Regions from separate parts of the Homo sapiens genome. Here region 2 is linked to region 1. Evidence: chromatin loops called from intact Hi-C (ENCODE). Cell type or tissue: mammary epithelial cell. All regions are shown on one strand. Links, peaks and the distances in the headings refer to the core of each region. The heading gives the core; the rest is flanking DNA. Region 1 overlaps DOCK4 (dedicator of cytokinesis 4). Region 2 overlaps DOCK4 (dedicator of cytokinesis 4).

Evidence for each region. Peaks named below come from ENCODE experiments on the same cell type or tissue, not always from the same donor. Only the 100,000 strongest peaks of a DNase experiment are listed, where the experiment ranks them.
Region 2: a loop joins it to region 1, with 15 times the contacts of the local background. A loop is called at or near these places in 2 of 110 quality-filtered maps.

What each region holds. Positions count from the first base shown.
Region 1 is chr7:111,952,529-111,955,447 of GRCh38, reverse strand. The region is part of intron 8 of DOCK4 (dedicator of cytokinesis 4); the gene reads left to right. It also overlaps the pseudogene RNA5SP237. Among named protein-coding and RNA genes, the nearest start is that of DOCK4-AS1, 150 kb to the right of the region's middle. RefSeq lists an enhancer at 2,835-2,919. In mammary epithelial cell, for the core only: a CTCF peak has its summit at 1,613 (motif pointing left); a DNase peak (open chromatin) is centred at 1,617; H3K27ac peaks cover 1,395 bases.
Region 2 is chr7:111,761,837-111,764,755 of GRCh38, reverse strand. All of the region lies in intron 39 of DOCK4 (dedicator of cytokinesis 4), which reads left to right. All of the region lies in intron 1 of LOC124901726 (a long non-coding RNA gene), which reads right to left. Among named protein-coding and RNA genes, the nearest start is that of DOCK4-AS1, 45 kb to the left of the region's middle. In mammary epithelial cell, for the core only: a CTCF peak has its summit at 1,386; no DNase peak of the experiment used is centred there.

The DNA.
Region 1 (2,919 bases), core at 172-2,671:
CCAACAAAGCCATCACATCATTTGGCTGCATAGTCCTCAACACTCAATTATTTGTAAGGTGAATATGGGCTTGAGCATTAATATTTTTAAAAGAAAACATCATCTATCTCCTCTTTAAGTAAACTCTGGAAACAGTTGTATCAGAGATCTTCCTCTTTCCATTTCCCTTTAATCAGAAGAGCTCATGACTCTAACTTTGCTTTAGTTTTAAAATTAGAAAGCACATTAATAATCTTATCTAGGAAGACTTGCTTGAGAAGTTGCTTTCATTTATTGCCAAGGAAAAACTCTGTCATTTGTGTTCTCATGTGGTTGGGAGGAAGAGGGGAAAAGTCTTCGACCCTAAGATACCAGGCGTACATTGCCTGTTTTCTGGTATACATGACTATCATAAAACAGTCAGCAATTCTGATTAATTAAGACTAGGGCTTTTGGGTAAAAACAGTGGTCCTTTAACATGGCTGGGCTTTAAACAAACAGGAAGCTTTTAGGTCCATCCTGACCCAGTCAATCAGGATCTCCAGGGTGGGGCCTGGGCTTTATACAGCTCACCAGGAGAATATTGTACACAATCAGGTTGGTGCGAGGCTCTTTGTATCGGTTCGAACCCTGAGAGCACGCCAACAAACAACACAAGGCAGTGTGGAGCAGTACCCTGTTTTAATGAGCGCCTGGGTGCAGACAGGCCGAGGCCTAAAATGGCATCAGCCCCATGTGAGGACGGGGCAGGGGTTTTATAGCCCTCTGTAAACAGGAAGTGTCCCAGTCTGACATGACAGCTACGTAGTACCCGGACAGTCTCCCTCTCCATCTTCAGGGGGTATGTGTCTTCCGGCCACCTCTCTTCCTGCTTCTGCTATCTTGCTGACGCACGCTGCTGGGTCTTGCGCCTTGGGACTGGGCCTGAGGAGGGAGGAGTTATTCATTCCCTTAAGCTTTCAGGCCCTGGGGAGAATCTTTCAGTTGGGAACCACTGAATTAGAAGGCCCTTGGGTCTCTTCTGTTTACCACTGATCATTCCCTGTACATAGGGCATCTATTCGAATGTCCTTCATCTCTGCCATCATAAGCACCAAAGCCCCGTAGTCCAGCGGCCACTGCAGAACTGCCAGCACACCTTCCAGCTGCTTCCCAAAGTATCTTGCCTGGACAGAGGTAGCACTGGTTTCTTGGGGGCATAAATAGAGCAATTTATAGTGCGGCCTGAGCTTTTCTGAATTGTCCTTTGTTATTCTAGGCGAGACCACAGTAACAGCTCTCTTCACAGTTTTGGGAAGGAAAATAATTTTTTCTTTAACACTCATACATTCTTAGTTGGAATGGTCCTCTTTATCAAAAGACAAATTAAAAAGAGAAAAACAGAAGTTTACTAACATGTATATTTCATACATAAATGAGATATATTAATACATAGGGAATGAGAAATTCTCAAAGAGGTGGCTTTGAATTCCAGCTTATATAGTGTCTTCAAGAAAGAACAGTACATTTTGGAGAAATGACAAGACCAAACAGGACTTGAAGTCTCTAGGGAGGCAACTTCTAGGAAGGCAAATAACTGGCAGACAAAGGCTAGTTGATAAAGAGTGTTGGTAGGGATACCTCTGGTGCCATCTCCAGGCCTGTAACGTTTAAAATTGTCATCTGTGGTTAACCTTTGTTCTCCCTGGTAGAAGAAGGGGCAGGCCCATGACCATGCCACCCTGAATGTGCCTGATCTTGTTTGATCTCAGAAACTAAGCAAGGCCAGGCCTGTTAGTACTTACATGGTCTAAGAGAGGCAAGATTCTTTTTGTTTTTGTAAATCTATGCATTGCCTTTAGGCAATTAGAGGGAAGGCAGAGAGCTTTACAGCACCTACTTCTTAATTGCCTTTAGCTCAACAATTCTTATGCCAAAGAAGTATATTTTGGGGTGCCGTATTCTGGTCTCCCACAGCAGATTATTGGACATATCTTACACTGTTAGGCAATCAGAAAACATTTGACAGAATGCAGGAGAAGCAGTGAAATAGAAACAATTCAGATCACCTTACGTTTGTATTCTATTGCCTTTTAGGGAGAGGCTCTAGGGTCAGCACTGCACCCTGGAACCATCCTCTTAGCTCTTCTCATTATTCCTTCGTCCATCTTACCACCCCTTAGCTTCTGGTGTGTCTCCCTTCACACCTACTCAGTGTAGAATGGGTATTAATTGTTATCCTCACACTCTTCAAACAGCGTAGTTAATTTTTTTTTTTTTTAAGACAAGGTCTCATTCTGTTATCCCAGATATCAGCTCATTGCAACCTCTGCCTCCTGGGCTCAAGTGATCCTCCCACCTGTGTCTCCTGAGTACTTGGGATCACAGGCATGCACCACCCCACCGGGCTAATTTTTTAAATTTTTTGTAGAGACAAGGTTTCACCCTGTTGCCCAGGCTGATCTTGAACTCCGAGGCTCAAGTGATCTGCCTGTTTCTGCCTCCCAAAGTGCTGGGATTTCAGGCGTGAGTCACTGTGCCCAGATTAGCATAGTTCAATTTAAGACAAATGACTGCTTTTTCAGATATGCTACATGGGATTTTTGTTTTTGTTTTTGTTTTTGTAAAATTGGTTTGAGTATAAAAAAAATGACAGTTGTTTTTCCAATTAGTTTAATAGAACATGACCGTCTAAATGTGTTCTCTGTTGTTATTGTTCTTCTTGGAGACCATAAATCTATTTCAATGATATTTAACTGTTGAAAATTATTTTACAAGCGTTCTTTGTAATTTTTTGTGGATTGATTAGCTTGCTAATCTTTCTCACAACATGTTTCAACCGAAGATATTACCCAGTCATATATTTTTGGATAAAAGTACATGTTGTGTAACTTTCATGCTCATTGAATCACTAGACAGTTTTACTTCTTATGTGAGGTGAACTATAAAAGTGATAAATAT
Region 2 (2,919 bases), core at 229-2,728, 190 kb after region 1:
TCACATCATGTGAAAACCCTACCTCCAGCACCATGTAAAGAGTGTTGTTTGGCCATTTTGATGAATTTGTAAAAAGATAAATGTCACCCAGCAAAGAGACCCAATTTATTGCTAGTATAAACTCCATTTCTACAAAGAGAAAACTTTTAGACATTCTAAGACACCTATAAGATAATAAAATATTCAACTCCATTCTTTTCATTTTTCACATTCTGCCCAGTAGTGTCTTCTATGCTTGAATATTTATTGAATACTTCAGTATATACACCTTCCTTGTACAAAAACATTGCTTAAAAGAGCAAATGTAATTCCCCAAGCAACTAAGGAAAGGTATCTGGGATAGTTTATAAAATTGAATCAATTGTTACAACTTTAGTTCTCAATACAGAAATATTTTGATGTTTGTGTTTACCTAAATCTTGCCTGTCAGCACATATGACAGAATACTAGGATGGGTGTACTTGGAGAAGAAGAGAAAGATTTCACTTTATTGTTTAATAATCATTATCTGCCTTTCAGAATGAAAAAGACAGATAGGTAGATCCCAAAATATCCAATACAGGTTCATTTTAGTATCACGTGGAACAGATGTTTTCTTTAGTCAGTTGAAATGACCATGCATTTGGGTGCTACACAGACATAATGTGAAATCTCCTTGTTGCATTAAAAGAGACTCCACACAGTGTAGTGGGCGGTCACAAAGCTGACTTTGCAGGTGGGCCTGCCTAAAACTGGAGGAAATCTTGATTCCTGATCAAAAACAGCAGCAAGTGGGCACAGTGGCACACTGTAATCCCAAAAACTTGGGAGGCTGAGATAGGAGTATCACTTGAGCACAGTTCCAGACCACTCTGGACAACAGAGCAAGACCCCCAGAAAATGAAAATTAAAAAATGGCAAAGTCAGAATACATGTTGAATTTAAAAGACTACGTTTTGGAGGTGTAGCTGATCCCAAGCTGTTATGAGCAACCCCCTAAGGACTGCAGATGGCCTGGATCCAGGTTCTGAGCAGAGCAGCAGACAGTCTAGAGCTATAGCCACACAGATGGCTGGGGATTGCGCAGCAGGGTCTAGACACGACCCTGCCACAGTAGGTCGTCTCCCTCTGTTGGCACAAACAGACATGACATTGTTGGCAGAGTCATGTCTGAAAGATTATAATTAAAAGTATAAAGTTTTAAAAAATTAGAAGTAGTTTAAGAGTCATAATTTTAAAGAGAGTTTAGCAAATTGGAAAACTGCATTAGCAAATAGAATAAATTTTGTTAAAAAGTCAATTAGAATAAATCAATCTTCTATATCATTCTTCTTTTAAAAATAGCTTTCCTGGGTATAAATGGCATTTGCTTCACAATGAAAGAGAAGGGTCCCCCTCTGTTGGTTTCTAAAGGGCACTACACTCTTCAGAATCCTGGAGCCTGACCTTTTTTTTAAGGAATCAGATTCTAGTCTGGTCTTGGATTTAAAAGCAAACAAATATCAACATTAAAAACATCCTTTTGGCCAGGCACAGTGGCTCACACCTGTAATCCCAGCACTTTGGGAGGCCAAGGCAAGAGAATTGCTTGAGGCCAGAAGTCTTTTGTTGTTTGATCAATTTCCAAGATAATTTTTAGCACTCAAATACATTTATCCACTTTTATGATCTAAGTAGGGATTTTTCCCCTCATGAAAAACGGGTTATTTAGCTGGGCACGGTAGCTCATGCCTGTAATTGCAGCACTTTGGGAGGCCAAGGCCAGAGGATCACTTGAGCCCAGGAGTTCAAGACCAGCCTGGGCAACATAGTGAGACCCCATCTCTACTAAAAGTTAAAAAAAATTGCCAGGTTCGGTGGCGTGCGCCTGTGGTTCCAGTTTCTTAGGAGGCTGAGGCAGGAGGATTGCTTGAGCTCAGGAGTCAAAGCTTCAGTAAGCTGTGATTGAGCCACTGCACTCCAGCCTGGGTGACAGTGAGACCCTGTCTCCAAAAAAAAAAAAAAAAAAAAAAAAGAAAACAAAACAAAATGGGTTATTTAAAGAATATTAACGCAGAAGTTCTACTTCTATATACATGCTTAAGAAAATTGAAAATATATATTTACACAAATACTTGTATCTGAATCGTCATAGCAGCATTATTCATAATAGCCAAAATGTAGAAACTGCCCAAATATCTATTAACTGATGAATGGGTAAACAAAACACAGCATATCTATGCAATGATACTCAGCAATAAAAAGAAAGGAAATACTTATATGTGCTACAAAATGGATGAACTTTAAAAATACTATGTTAAGTAAAAGCTAGTCACAAAAGGCCAGCACATTGTATAATTCCATAATAGGCAAATCCATAGAAACAAAAAGTAGTATTGTGACTGGCTGGAGGAAGAGAAAAATAGGAAGTAACTGCTAATGAGTATAGGGTTTCTTTTTGACATGATGAAAAGATTCTGAAATTAAATTTTGTTAATGTTTGCACAACTCTATAAATATACTAAAAACCACTGAATTGCACATTTTTAAAAGGTGGATTTTATTGTATGTGAATTATATCTCAATAAATCTATGTGTTTTTTTAGAAAAAAAAAGAGTACTGATAAGGAAGATGCTTTATTTCTTAGAGACCCAAATATCAGACCCAAAATTTCATTTTATTTTAAAATGGCTTCTTAATACCATTGAATGCCTGTATTCTTAGAGCAAATGCCCCGATTTTTACAAACTGTCATATATAAGCATTGTTTGTTTTAAAATATATTTCATTTACTAGGATATTCAAATATTTATTTGGGGGCTCCTGTAATAGGCAGAGAGGGATGTATTGTGTTTTATTTTACCAAGCAAATTAATTATCTTTTGAGTAGAATTTTTAAAATACAGCATCAGAAATTGTAACTTTTATCTATAAAGTTTTAAATCTAGAATTGTATGGGG